Regions from separate parts of the Homo sapiens genome. Here region 2 is linked to region 1. The links are chromatin contacts, found by Hi-C or POLR2A ChIA-PET in ENCODE. All regions are on one chromosome and are shown on one strand. The core of a region is the stretch at or near the end of the contact, and the rest is flanking DNA. Distances in the headings are between cores, read along the strand shown.

Region 1 (3,140 bases), core at 391-2,890:
TGGGATTCTACAAAAAATTAGTTTGAAAGAAGATTCTGGGGGTAAAATAAAATTTGAAACCACTGGATTAGTAGAAAGATCTAGGAGTTAGAAGACTTATGTTCCAGTTTTGGCTGTCACATTAACTAGTTTTGTACTGTTAGATAAGTCACTTAACATATTTTTCTCAGTTTTTCACATATAAAACAGAACTAATTCGGTCTGCCTCACAGAGTTGTCCTTGGATAGTGGTCTTAAAAACTGGTGAATCAGTCTGGGCATGGTGGCTCACTCCTGTAATCCCAGCACTTTGAGAGGCCGAGATGGGAGGATCACCTGAGGTTAGGAGTTCAAGACCAGCCTGGCCAACATGGTGAAACCCCATCTCTACTAAAAATACAAAACTAGTCGGGCGTGGTGGCATGCACCTGTAATCCCAGCTACTTGGGAGGCTAAGGCAGGAGAATTGCTTGAATCCAGGAGGCGGAGGTTGCAGTCAGCCGAGATGGCGCCATTGCACTCCAGCCTGGGTGACGGAGTGAGACTCTGTCTCAAACAGCAACAGCAACAAACAACAACAACAACAAAAATAACCAAAAAACGATGAATCAAAATGTATTAAGTAATGAAGATATTGTTAATAATAGCAGCAATACTCCAATAACTGAGAAATTGAAAATGGCTTTGAATTTTGTTGTAGAATTTATCACAATAACGTATGGCTTTCTTTTTTCCAATTTTCTGTTATCTAGGCATGATTGTTTCTTTTTTAAATGTTTTATTTTTTGATATTTTATTTTTTATCATTTATTTATTTATTTATTTATTTTTGAGACGGAGTCTTGCTCTGTTGCCCAGGCTGGAGTACAGTGGCACGATCTTGGCTTATTGCAACCTCAGCCTCCTGGATTCAAGCAAATTCTCATGCCTCAGCTTCCCAAGTAGCTGGACTTACAGGCATACATCACCACGCCTGGCTAATTTTTGTATTGTTAGTAGAGCCGGGGTTTCACCATGTTGCCCAGGCTGATCTTGAACTCCTGACCTCAAGTGATTTGCCTGCCTTGGCTTCCCAAAGTGCTAAGATTACAGGTGTGAGGCATCACTCCTAGCCTGTTTCCTTATTTTTTTAATGTTAGATTTGTTGGCCACCTTCCTTAAAATTTCATTTCTAATGAAAGACAGTTTATGTATACTCATATACACAGCATATATAGTTGTGTGTATGTATTTTGAAAAACTTATATTGATTTTCTTTTACAGTTTCTAAGAACGTAAGTAGATAAATGAAGCTTAATTTGGAGAAAACTTTAACTTTCTCTGCCATTCCCAAGAGAAATCAAGCTCAGAATGCTTGCATTTATTTCCAGCCTTTGAAGGGCCAGAAAATTGTGCCTGAAAATTGGGTTAGCACATTTTCTGAATCTGACTGCTGTTAAGTTACTCTGTAGTTGGGTTGGATGCTATTTCCTGTCTTCTTTCCTTCAAGCAGAGAATATGCACTTCACATTTTTTAAGGAAACCATTCCTAGCTTGTATATTCATTTACATTCTACATCTTATGATTGCAAGGATACACATAAAGAGTAGGTCTTATTCAGAAAAGTCCTGGCAGTTGTCCCAGCCTTAAAGAGAACAAGCCTGTGCTCTTCCCTTTTACCTGATGGAATATCACTATGGCCTTTCTTTGAGGAGTTGATTAGCAAACTTGACTCAGAGAGGAAGTGAGAATAGCACATTGTGGTTAGGTGGTGCTGGCTGATTTTCTAGCTCTTGCACAGCATATGCCTCTTAAATATCAGGGGGAGTAAGCTGCTCTTGCATCATACCACCATGGTTGGATAGCCCAAGTTGCAATTTCAAGTATTGCTGGCCAGTTTCTGGTACGTAGTTATGGAAATATAGGAAAGCACAATTCTGTCTGACGAAGGAACATATATATCTGCTTGTGGAGTATTAAGTGTGAGATATGCCAGGTAGTATTTTCTATCTTTTGGAAGTTAAGAAAATTAAATACCTGAAAAGAAGTGTTCTTTTTTCTTATTTAAAGCTCTTTCTACTAAACACAAATATCCTTAGAACCAAGAATTCCATAGGAACTATGAAACCTAACTGGTCAAGTATTTTCTGGCATAGTAACATGTAGTTTTATTGCCCAAAGGCCCTCCTGGGAAAAATTTATATAGCTAGCAATCCCTTTGATAATCATACCAATAGCCATTTGTTAAGAGTACCGCTTAGCTGGGCACGGTGGCTTATGCCTGTAATCCCAGCACTTTGGGAGGCCAAGACTTGGGGGATTGCGTGAGGCCAGGAATTTGAGATTAGCCTAGTCAACATAGAGACCCTGTCTACAAAAATTACAATAATTAGCTGGGCATGGTGGCATGTACCTGTAGTCCCAGCTACTTGGGAGGCTGAGGTGGGAGGATTACTTGAGCCTAGGGAGTTGAGGCTGTAGTTGGCCATGATTGCATCACTGGCACTCCAGCCTACGTGACAGAGTGAGACTCTGTCTCAAAAAATAAAAATAGAAAAAGTACCTATTATATGCCAGTTCTTAAAAAATGTATTTTAAGGTAAATAAATGAAGACAAAGGTCATACAAGTTAGTAGCAGGGCCAGAGGGTTGAGTACAATTCTCCCTGGTGTAAAACTCATTTTCTTTCCCTATGTTCTCAGTGAAAAATCATTTATAAAATATATCTTTTACTTTTCAGAGTATAGTTTCTCTTGAAAACAATTTATGTGAAGTGAAACCTACTTGTATTTTTCATGGTGAAATTAGACATAATATCCCTAAAAATGAAAACCCAAAAGACAAAATATTTCAGGAAGAAAATTAAGGTTGGAGTTCTTGGAATTATATATCACCAAGATCAATTTGCCTTGCTTGAGGATTTTAGTATACACCTGTCAGTTTACTTTTTGGTTGTGTCATAGTCTTTAGTACAGGAATTTTTCTTTGCCCCCTTCCCCCCTCCCTTTTATTTTTGGAGACAGTCTTGCTCTGTCACCCAAGCTAGAGTGCAGTGGCGCGATCTCGACTCACTGCAACTTCTGCCTCCTGGGTTCAAGCAGTTCTCGTGCTTCAGCCTCTTGAGTAGCTGGGATTATAGGTGTGCACCACCACACCTGGCTAGTTTTTGTACTTTTAGTAG
Region 2 (3,140 bases), core at 321-2,820, 270 kb after region 1:
CTAGCCAAGGTTTTAGTGCAATGACCAGATGAGAGGCTTCAGGTTACCTCGGGGCCCTGAGTCTGGAATCCAGAGTCACAGAGAATGAGGGAAAGTTGTGGAATCATTGGTGGAGACAGGATTGGAAACCTCTTGCAGCCAGAAAAATCACCATCACAGAGGGAGACTAGAAACCATCTCTGGGCCTGAACCTATCTTTGCTCCCGCCTTTCTTGTGCGGTCAGGTGGTTCTGGGACAGTAACCTCAGGCAGGTGAGAAAAGTGGCAGTGCAGTCAGACAATTCACAGAGGCCAGACGGGACAGGGAGAACTGGAGCTTCTGAGTCTTATTATCCAACCAGCCAGGCAGTGGGGGTGGGCTTCGCTCTTCTCTGCAGAGAGGCCTCCAGAAGCAACCTTATCTCAGGCACAGCTTATGAAGCTCTTTCCTGTGAGCCAGCCACCAGTGTGCTCAAATCTTAACAAACAGCATGACCTTTACTTAATAAAGGCCTGGGGGAAAGCCAGGGCAAGCGTTCCCACTTTAAAGTGCTTCATAAACGACGTGGCACCTGCAGTCACAAGGATGACATGATTAGCCTGCTGTCACCTGAGTCATTTTTTCCAGATGTGGTGAGGGGCAAGGCAGCCAGCTGGTGTCATGGAAAAAGCTCTGGATTCGAGTCTCGGTCAGATGTTGGCTACCCACTCAAACTGCTGCCGTGGCAGCCCTGCCTCCTTGCACGGCCGTTTCACATCTCTGATGTGGGAGATGAAGAGGGGTATGATCCATGCCTGGTATTTTGCAAACAGAATGCATGCATTCATAGATATGAGAGCACTGAAAAAACCCAAGCTCTTGATTCGGCAGCCAGACTGTGTAGGGGGATGTTCACTAGACTTGGTGTTTAAAGACTCAGGTAGGATCCAAGCTAATTCTATTTTTTTTTTTTTTTTTTTTTTTTTGAGACAGAGTCTCCCTCTGTCACCCAGGCTGGAGTGCAGTGGTGCGATTTCGGCTCACCGCAACCTCCACCTCCCGGGTTCAAGCAATTCTCCTTCCTCAGCCTCCCAAGTAGCTGGGATTACAGGCATAAGCCCCCAGCCTGGCTAGTTTTTTGTCTGTTTGGTTGGTTGTTTTTGTTTTTGTTTTTGTATTTTCAGTAGAGATGGCATTTCACCATGTTGTCCAGGCTGGTCTCGGACTCCTGACCTCAAGTGATCCGCCCACTTCAGCCTCCCAAAGTGCTGGGATTATAGGTGTGAGCCACCATGCCCAGATGGATCCAAACTAATTCTTAGTCATGTAAATCTAAGCAAGTGACTTAGTGTCTCCGGATCTCAGTTTTCTCCACTGTGGAATGGAATGGTTATAATCACCCTGCACCCGGCTCTCCTGAGAGGTAGATGAAATCAGATGGGGATGCATGGGAAGTGCTGTGGGGGCGGCGTACTCCGATGTTATTTGATGCTGTCTAAGGTTAAGCCTTCTTATTTGGGCTACTAGGGCAGAGCCCATCTGGGCCTCCCAAGTCCATTCTCTTTCAAGAGAAGAGAGCAGCTGCCAGTTGCCCTGGTAACCCAGACCAGCAGCAGGCTTCCTGCAGGGACTTTCCTGCCCTGGCACAGTTGTCAGTTTCCCTTCTCAACCTTAGCTGAGGCCGAAAGTGTGGTGGAGACACAGGTTTCTCAAGCAGGGCCCTCAGCAGAGCACACCGTGCCCACTGGCATTATTGCCACAACTTCTCCTTGCTTTGTGGAAGAGAATCTGGTTACACATCTTACTGGTTTTTCTGCTTTCTTTCTGTGACTCATCATGTTTGTGAATATTTCAGGTAAACACTTGGAGGGGGCAGCCTTCTTGGCTCAGTTTTCTGCTCTCTGTGTTCTCTGTGCCAGGCTGGTGACCCTCCTCTCTGTGTCCAGCCCCCTGTCCCCTGGAAATAGGTAAGGCATCTGAGATTGCTGGCTGCCTCGTCTGTCTTCAGCCAGGACCTGAGGGGTTTGTCTCTGTAGCAGTGGAGTTCATTCACTGCTATCCTTTGTGAAGAGTGGAAGCTGCCCATTTCTCCCCTGCCCTTCCTGACAGGAAACTAGCACTGGCTGAAATTTCTCCAGGGCTGACCTGCCTCTCGGTGTCCTGGTCCCATGTTCAATATAAAAGTCCTATGAATCGCCACAGTCTTCAGGAGTAACACTTCCTATTCCCAGAAAGTCAGGACCAGCCTGGGAGGACTTCGCACCTTCCTGGGATTTGCTCTTTTGACCATCCCCTATCTGTTTTCCTGTAATTATCTGCTGTGAAACTTACAAAACTAAAATGCCATGAGTGCTTATCTACGGGGCAACCAAAAAAGAGAAGGCCTTGAACCTGAGTCCCTCTGTACATGTGGGTTTCTATGAGGGGTGGGTAGGCACTGCCTGATGAGGGGGCAAGAAAGCCTAGAGCTGACAGGGCACCAGGGAGGGGCCGAGGAGCCTGCCTAGCAAGGAGACCTGTGGGCGAGTCCCTGATCTGTGCCAGCCAGGAAGTTGTAGAAGGCAGGGAGCAGTTGCCATGCTTATGTGATTCTTGTAGGAGTGGTCCCTGAGATTAGTTGGAAAGGCCCTTTATCAAGGATCGGAGCGCTATCCAAACTCTTGGTTCACAGGAATAATAAGTGTAAAAGCATGTAACATCCCTCGTAGCTGTCCTTTATCGACGTTTCCTCTGTGCCCTGCCTTATCTCATGCTCATGTTAAACCTGGGAGGTGGTAGTTTTATCATCACCATTTTACAGAAAAGGAAAACCAAAGAGCAACCACGTGGGCTAGGAATGTCGCATCCGAGTGGCTTTTACAGAAGCGTGCTAGATGCCAGGTGCCCTGCAAGGTGCTTTCCCAAGTACCATCTGGAATCCTCAGAAGAGGTCTGTGGGGTAGGCTCTATTATCCCTGCTTTATAGGTGAGGCCCATAAGGTCTGCAGAAGGTGATGTGCCCAGGGTGTGAGTGCAAGTCTGTCTGTCAACCCCGCTGCAGCTTTCTGCAGCACAGAAAGCTGGTCCAGCTCTTCAACTGGTTAGAAGGCTGGTTAGAAATCAGCCACAGGTCCCTGTCACATCCCAGACCATCACAGACCTCCGTGCTGCTGGAGGATGGCAACCTGCTCTTGACTGGCTC

The links. A loop is a pair of places that touch in the nucleus more often than their neighbours do. ChIA-PET counts read pairs that join two places held with the same protein, here RNA polymerase II (POLR2A). Pooled maps may share reads with other maps.
Region 2: a map with no recorded cell type shows a loop between it and region 1 (6-fold over the local background). The contact joins two enhancer-like sites. A Hi-C loop is called at or near these places in 1 of 168 maps with a recorded cell type or tissue (left ventricle myocardium inferior), 14 of 37 single-sample maps with no recorded cell type and 12 of 50 pooled maps. POLR2A ChIA-PET finds 5 or more read pairs at or near these places in 6 of 52 experiments (AG04449, B cell, MCF 10A and 3 more).

What each region holds. Positions count from the first base shown.
Region 1 is chr2:62,037,756-62,040,895 of GRCh38, forward strand. All of the region lies in intron 2 of COMMD1 (copper metabolism domain containing 1), which reads left to right. Among named protein-coding and RNA genes, the nearest start is that of COMMD1, 130 kb to the left of the region's middle. Within about 2 kb of position 1,641, at least 5 of the 41 ENCODE cell types and tissues checked have a DNase peak (open chromatin) inside an H3K27ac peak, as active enhancers do.
Region 2 is chr2:62,305,346-62,308,485 of GRCh38, forward strand. No RefSeq gene overlaps it. Among named protein-coding and RNA genes, the nearest start is that of MIR5192, 100 kb to the left of the region's middle. RefSeq lists enhancers at 1-466, 467-992, 558-627, 668-737, 1,458-1,747. Within about 2 kb of position 1,571, at least 18 of the 41 ENCODE cell types and tissues checked have a DNase peak (open chromatin) inside an H3K27ac peak, as active enhancers do.